3 separate regions of the Mus musculus genome follow, and regions 2 and 3 are each linked to region 1. The links are chromatin loops, found by intact Hi-C in ENCODE. Cell type or tissue: left cerebral cortex. All regions are shown on one strand.

The links. A loop is a pair of places that touch in the nucleus more often than their neighbours do. Peaks named below come from ENCODE experiments on the same cell type or tissue, not always from the same donor. Only the 100,000 strongest peaks of a DNase experiment are listed, where the experiment ranks them.
Region 2: it touches region 1 in a loop (2.3-fold over the local background); 2 of 42 quality-filtered maps call a loop at or near these places.
Region 3: a loop joins it to region 1, with 3 times the contacts of the local background. A loop is called at or near these places in 2 of 42 quality-filtered maps.

What each region holds. Positions count from the first base shown.
Region 1 is chr10:42,338,896-42,341,395 of GRCm38, forward strand. It overlaps Afg1l (AFG1 like ATPase), which reads right to left. Exons shown (of 13, transcript NM_145743.2): 9 at 1,287-1,357; 10 at 930-1,030. Among named protein-coding and RNA genes, the nearest start is that of Foxo3, 63 kb to the left of the region's middle. In left cerebral cortex, no CTCF peak of the experiment used is centred here; a DNase peak (open chromatin) is centred at 978; H3K27ac peaks cover 328 bases.
Region 2 is chr10:42,583,099-42,585,598 of GRCm38, forward strand. It overlaps Nr2e1 (nuclear receptor subfamily 2, group E, member 1), which reads right to left and starts at 492. Exons shown (of 9, transcript NM_152229.3): 1 at 1-492. It overlaps Gm38491 (predicted gene, 38491), which reads left to right and starts at 694. Exons shown (of 2, transcript NR_169130.1): 1 at 694-768; 2 at 882-2,500. In left cerebral cortex, a CTCF peak has its summit at 697; DNase peaks (open chromatin) are centred at 77, 332, 553 and 1,175; H3K4me3 peaks cover 1,885 bases; H3K27ac peaks cover 823 bases.
Region 3 is chr10:42,500,960-42,503,459 of GRCm38, forward strand. Snx3 (sorting nexin 3) reads left to right here and starts at 1,095. Exons shown (of 4, transcript NM_017472.4): 1 at 1,095-1,533. The coding sequence starts at 1,372. In left cerebral cortex, no CTCF peak of the experiment used is centred here; DNase peaks (open chromatin) are centred at 1,066 and 1,700; H3K4me3 peaks cover 1,898 bases; H3K27ac peaks cover 1,928 bases.

The sequences.
Region 1 (2,500 bases):
CTAGCTAAAGCCAGGAATCAGGGCCTGGGAGGATGCTCGATTGAGGAACTCTGTGGAAAGTTACTCGAGCGCCTCAGGATTTACACAGGATAATCACATCGAGTATTCTACTGAGCACTGAGACCCCCACACTTTGAAAAGACTTCATATTTACAGAGGATTTGTGGTCAAAGATGTTCTGATATGGGTGTGTGTGTGTGTGTGCAAATATTCCATCTGTGAGATAAACTACTTCTATTATAATACCAGTGTCATAGTTTTTTTTTAAATTGATGTTCTTTCACCTGGCCAGCAGCTCAGACAGCATGGCAGCTGAACAATGAATCTGAAATATGCAGCTCTTTACCCGCGTCTCCTGAGATCACAGTAAAATTGCTTATCTTGCTTCTCATCCCCACTAATCTCACCTCATTTTTTTTCTCCTTGTAAAAAAATTTTTTTCCATTTACCATTTATTCCATGCATCCATGCTCAGGCTGGAAGGCAACCTGTGGGAGTTGCTCTCTCTTCTTCCACCATGTGGGACCATGGAGAACAGAGCTCAGATGGCCAGACTTGGCTGCAAGTGTCCTTACCCACTGTGCCATCTTGCCATCCCTTACACCTCAGTTTTCCTTACTCCCCTCACATGTGACTTTCACAATAGAGCCATATATGACACTGATTTTGCTTCTGCTTCCAGCAACAGTTGACAGTTGTCTCTGCATTTCTGATTTTTTTTTTCCTGAAAGCCCTTCAAAGAGCAGATTTTGTGCCAGAACCTACAAACATTGCTCGGTAAATGGATGAAAAATGTCCCTTAGGGAGATTTCTTCCTCCGTTCTGACTCTGTGAATGGCGTTTTAAAATCTGAAGCTGGCTGAGGGGAAAACATGAAGTATTTTAACATGTGAAAAGGCCAGTGAGTCTGGCCAGGCCTGGATACTTACTCTCTCACACAGCTCTTCAAATGTGCAGTCGGCAACGCTTCCACAGGCTTTATTCAGCCGCAGCTCTCTGCCTTGCACTTTCAGAATCCTTGGGCTAGTTACTATGGGAACATGAACAAAGACTCAATCTTGTCTGGATAATTACTATAAAATTCATCTCTTACAGATAGGAAATGCATAGCTTGATGAATAATAGCACATGATTCAACACATAAATTAGAGAAAATGCTGATACAATGACGGCCACTTGAGTGTGGCATCAACCCGTATACAGCAATGGAACTTATTAATTGGTCAGTGGAGATTGGGCATTGTGTTCTAAATGTATTCTCTTTCAAGAGAAATTAACTTACGTACAATCATTTTGTTTCTGAGCCAGCTCATCAAACAACTTATCCACGACGGCCTCCACATCAGCCTCACTTGTGCTACAGTGAAAAGAATAATAGAATATGAAATTAATAACACTTGAAGCCAACATCAAACAGCTGCCTGAGCCTGCTTAGCTTTTTGCCCATAAAAAAAGGAGAACAGGATGTTATGCTCTAAATACAAACATTAGATTTAGAATACACTTAAAAGCAGTGAATATTAACTCTCAGGTAGATGATCCTGCCTTATTTGCATACATTGAAAGACTTCTGAGCTTCTAGATGTTTCCAGTAATGAGACAATACAGGCGGAGTAAATCCATTAATACTATGTGTACACAATGAGAAGAAAGCTTCTGGCTCTCTCTTGCATGCAAAACAAGAGCAAATAGGCAAGGCAGTCAAGCATCCAGCAAGTATCCTTTGAAATCGCCATTGAGAGGGTACACGTGGAATTAAAGATTGAGGGTGTTTTGAGAATGAGAAAAACCAAGTCAAGCCACCGGCTGAGAGGATCGAGCTCTCAGGATGAGATCACTAGCTTCCAAACACCAACTTAATCAGCACCTCAGAAACTTTATCAGACTTCTATGCGTCTGAACACATTCAGGACAGACTTCTGTCAGGATAAGGACAAGAATAGACTCCAGTTTCTCTCAAAAATGTCCTTGTTGGAATCCCACCCCCGCCCCCTCCTTCTGTGAGGCCCTCATTGCCCAGGCTATGGAGTGAGTCTTACCACCCAGTCTTTTGTATTCTAATTAGAAATCACCATATGGTTTAAGGAGCTCACATATAGAGATGTGATAGTGCTGTGGCCTCTTTTCTTCTCACTTTTTTTTTTTCAAAGAAGGGTTGATAAATTAACAGTCAATAGGAGAAATAACTGGTAGAAGAAAGGCCATTCCAAAAAACCCTTCAAGTGCGAATCTAAGTTTCCTCTCATCCCGCACACAAACTTGCACAAGATGACCTGACAATATGCTTAATTTTGAAACAAATCAATCTTAGCTAATTGTGGAAGTGACTGACATCCTTTCAATTTTATTGAAAACTAGTCATTAAGATAAAGTTTAGACTAAACAGAATCTTTCTTAGCAGGCTGCTGACATTTAACACACAACCACGGAGCTCCTCAGCTGCAGCAAATGCAGCAGCAACTTAGAGCACAGCTGCAGTCAGCACAAAGAGGCCGCCCAC
Region 2 (2,500 bases), 240 kb after region 1:
AATGTAAGCATCCTTAAGTTTCTTTCCCGGCTCTAGCAAAACTGCAGCTGCTGGGGATGCGGCTTGATGTGGACACAGTCTTGAACAGACAGATGGAGAGATGGACAGGCAGGCTGAAGAGGGAGGACAGCGCGAGGGGAATATGGAAGGACAGAGATGGAGACACGGAAATGGTCTTCCTACGGAGCAACGAAGGCGAACTTCCCCTCGTTCCCCATGCTTGGTACTGCTTCCAATCTCTCCCTCCACACAGGCGTGCAGAGTGGGCAGCTCTCTGCAGACTGCAGATCTTCTGTGGAAAGGCGAAAATCACAGCCGCAGTCTCAGAGGCAGATTAAGCTCCTCGCTGCCGGAGCCCCGGCGCCGAGAGGGGAAACTAGATTGCTGGGAGATCTTCCAAGGGGAGAGGTGGCCAGATCCGAGTTTCCGGGGACAGCCGCGCACGCAGCGGCGAAGGGTCCCCGAAGTTCATTACCCTGTGACTTTGTGCCTGTCGCTGCGGGCCGGGTCTCTGGTAATATCTCCAGTAGCGCTCTGACAGGCAGCCGCGGGGAGGGGAATAGGGCGTCCCTGGCCCACTTAGCTTTTCCCCCAACTCCTGGCGGGGTCTGACGTCAGCCATGTGCGGGGAGGAGATGGGAAGAGGGAGGGGGTTAAATGCTAATGATATTAATGAACCTCCAAGCGGCTTCCAAAGAAAATGCAAGCGCTCTCGGAGCTGACGAGTTGAGAGTGAATACGGGCAAGCGGCTCCGTGCGTGCGTGATGGTGAGGACGGAGCCGCTCTTGTAATAAAAAAAATATGAATTTTTATATTTCACGGGAAGGGAGGAGGGGAGGGGTGGTGGGGCTCTCTCAAAACGCTTTTCCCCTCTCTCCAGAATGCCAGACAGATAGATTCGTGGAAGATATTGGGTAGCTGTGTCTGTGTATGATTGTGTGCGCCCGGACATGGCCATGTGAGTTGGTTCATTGTTGGTCTCGCGCCCCTTCTGTTGGGTAAAACTTGGATCTGGCCCGAGGTGAGTAATTTATTCATTTTGCAACTATCTATGGAAAGCCAGAGCTGAGGTCGCGGTGCGCGGTCTTGGGGACTGGGCTGGGATCTTGCGGTCCCTCGGCCTCGGCGTGACGGCTTTGGGCACCGCCGCGGGGAGGGCTTCGCCAGCTTCTTGCAAACAAAACCGGCCAACCCGGAGCTGGCGGCGTCCCTCTCGCCTCCATTGCGTGTACTGAGCAGCTGAGAGGCAAAGCCTCAAAGCCTTCCCTCCTGCGGTTGGTCCCCAGCGGGCGTCGCTGGCTTACCCCTGCAGGCCTGGGGACTCTGGAGAGCTCCGCCACCTTCCTCCCCAGCCGGGTCGCCTACCCGAAATCCTAGAGCTCTCTGGCATCTTGGTCGTGGCGCGGCGCGGGGACAGCGCGCGCCGAGGGAGCCTTGATCTCCGATCTCTAAGAGATTAATTCTATTTAAGCTCCCTCCGCCGCTTGAACTTGTCGAACAAGAGCTTGCCAGCCTCTCCTCGGGGCGTGGGCCCGGCCGGGGGTCAGAGGTCGCGCCTCCAGCTCTCCAGACCGAATTGGAGGCTGGGGGCTGGCGAGCTGTGGACAGCGCTCCTCCTGGTCGCTAGCCCACCCTTCCCGCAGCTCCCTCCTCACCTGGCCGCAGTGCCTGTTGGAGTCTCCCGTGTGACTGCCTGGCCCTGCAGATCCAAGGACCGGGTCCCAACTCGAAAGGGCTGTATGCTCCTGTCTCAGGCCTCAGCACGTGAAAGCAACTTTTCCCGGATTGCCCGAGCCTGGGAGGCAAGGAACCAAGAGCAGCACACACAGCAACTACCAGGCTTAGGGCCAGGCCACTTGGAACAACCGAGAGGCGGGTGATCGTGTCCCATACCACCTCTCCTTTATGGTCTTTCAAACAAGGGCGAGTATAGGGTAAGCTGGGGATTTTTAGATGACAAGGAGGGAAAATTAACATTTTTTTTTTGACAGTCAACTTGGGCTGCCAGCGAGCCCTGCTCGCGGCACAGCTCAAACTCGAACTCAGTGCAAAGAGAGGAGAGGCATTTCCGGCTAGGGTTTTAGAGACAGGGTGCCAGGCTCGGCTTTTGGTCCTCGGGTCTAACTCTTGCCAGAGATCCAATTGATGCTGCTGTGGCAGACACCACCATCGCGATGTGGAGGCAGAAGGGGGGTGCTTGGTCAAGGACAAAGGACTTCAAGTGGAACTAATTTGCCGTGGGCAAAGATGTGGGCAAGTGGTGGTGGGAACTAAACACGGACTTGTCTTCAGGGAGAAGTTTAAGGATTTGTGGACAGGAAGAGAACTAGGGATGTTTCAGGTGCCCAGTCTGGAAGGTAGAAGGACTTGGCTGCTCTGGATTCCAAACAACTCTCGACTCCTCCTGCAGTGCCTGCTGACTCATTTACAGACACCAAAACTTGTGAAAAATACTCCCAAACTCACACAGTTGTCCCCCAAACAAAATTGGAATGTTCT
Region 3 (2,500 bases), 160 kb after region 1:
ACAATTTGAGATTTACCGCTTAAAAACAAAACACATTTACCAGGATTTGTGGGAAACAAGAGTGGCCGCTTACCCAGACAGGGTTCCCGGCCTTCATCTTGTCTTTCTTATTTTGCTTTCTTATTTCAGGGGCCAGACCAGTCTTTAGGCACTGTTTGACCTTAGTTTGAGCTTATCAGGTTTAAAAAATTCCACTCCCTTATTTACTGCTTCGAATCTATCAGTGTAGAACAGGGTGACCTTGAAACTTCTGAGTCTCAGCCTTCTGAGTGCTGGCATTACATTATGCCGGGATTAATGTCCTTCTTGGGGACTGGACCCAGGACTTTATGAATCCTAGGCAATCAATCTACCAACTGAGTTACATCATCATTTTTTGTTTGTTTTTTGAGGGCTACTGTGTAGCCCTGGCTGTCAACTCACTCTGTAGACCAGTGGCCTAGAACTCAGAAATCCCGCCTGCCTCTGCCTCCACCACGCCTGGCTAAAAAGCCTTTTGTTTTGTTTTGGTTTTGTTTTGTGTTTTTTTCAAGACAGGGTTTCTCTGTATAGCCCTGGCTGTCCTGGAACTCACTTTGTAGACCAGGCTGGCCTCGAACTCAGAAACCCGCCTGCCTCTGCCTCCCAAGTGCTGGGATTAAAGGCCTGCGCCACCACCGCCCGGCTCTCCCTTGGTTTTTAAAGATAAGGTCTCATGTAGCCCAGGCTGGCCTCGAGCTCCTGATTCTCCGCTCTCCATTTGCCAAAGGTCAGGATTACAGATGTGTACTGATTCATTTGAGACGTTTATTAAAGGTTTCTAGAAATGAATTTCCAGGGATCACAGTGATGCACTGGATTGGCTGTCTTACAGCATAGGCAGTTTTGTCTCCTCCCTGCCGTCCCAACGACTGCCTTCACTGCGCCAGAACAGCTAAAATCGTTTCCGGAGTCCCTCCCCGCAGAGAAGCTGGGTCAGAAAAGCCGGAAACCCACACCTCCTCCCCAGAGCTCCCCTACTACGCCTGCGCGTCACTCGGCGGCGGCGCGCTCGCCCGAGGCATTGTGGTTATTGTAGTCTCCCCATATCCTTGGCGCCCACAGTCCCGTGACGCCGCCGCGCCTCAGCCCCACCCCGCAGTGTCCCTCGGGGCCGCCGCGGGGCCTGCGAACCGGGCGCGGCGTTCAGGCCAGTCAGCTGTTTCTCCCTGGGCAGAGGGCGGAAGCCCGAGCAGCCTGGGGCGGAGCTTCGCGCGGAACGAACGCCCACCCGTCCTACGTGCTCGTTCGTCTCCGTTCGCTGCGCGCGAGCCGGGAGTCCCCGCGGCGGGCGGCGGTGGCGTTGGCGGAAGGCGGTGGAGAGAAGCCCGCGGCTGCCGCGGCGACAGCGAAATGGCGGAGACGGTAGCGGACACCCGGCGGCTCATCACCAAGCCGCAGAATCTGAATGACGCCTACGGGCCGCCCAGCAACTTCCTCGAGATCGACGTGAGCAACCCGCAGACCGTGGGGGTCGGCCGGGGCCGCTTCACCACCTACGAGATCAGGGTCAAGGTGAGGCGTCCGCCCCTCTCCCGCATCCCTCGCTCCGGGGCCGCCAAGTCCCGCCGGACCCCGGCGCGGGGCCTTGAGGTCTCAGCGGCCGCCCAGGCCAGACGCCCCTGCGAGGCAGCTTGTCTGCGGGCGGAGGCGTGAGCCAGGGTTTCGCTCGCTCTCCGTGGACAGTTTGTATGGGGACCAGCTCGCTGGCTCCGGTAGAAGGTGCTGGAAGACGAGGGCGTGGGTTGAGCTCTGCTAGCCGAGATCTCAGGCAGCTGATCTGGGCTTGACATTTGAGTTGAAGAGGTAGATCTTTCGAGAACACTGTTCTCCGAAAAGAGAGCTAGGTGTGACTGAGGAAGAAAGGGGGAGGGGGGCGTGTGTGCGCAAAGTTGAAGCCCTCTCTCCCTCCCTGTCTCTTTTTTTTTTTTTTCCTGGACGCTTACCAAGACGTAGTGAAGCCAAGCTTAGCTGCTCTTTCCAGGCCTGTCTCAAGCTACAGTAAGAGTATCCTGGGCCGTACACGTCTGTGAGCAGAACTTGATGGCGAGTTCACGGGAGCGCGTCAGATTTTTGTGGTAGGGCTCAACCAAGCGGTTAGCAGCGATGAGAAATGGTTGACCTTAGCATGCTTGGCTGTCCTGCTGAAGGCCTAGGTGTGTGGAATGTCATCTTCCTCAGTGTCCAAAAAAGCAACTGCCCGGGACTAGGGAACCCTACTCATCTAAGTGTCTGGCTTTAGCTTTTTCACTTCAACTGAAAAAAGGAATAGGGTGAAGTAGAAACGTACTCTTAGAATCCCATAACTAATGGGGTTTTGGCAGTAAGTAATTTAGATGATTCGAGGGACACTAAATGAAAGTACTGCTTTTTTTACTCTGTAGAGCAGGATGGAAGGGTTTTTCCACATTTGAAAAAAAAACTTATTAAATTAATTCATTGCTAAAAATTAAATATTAAATAGTAACCATGAGAATTTTGG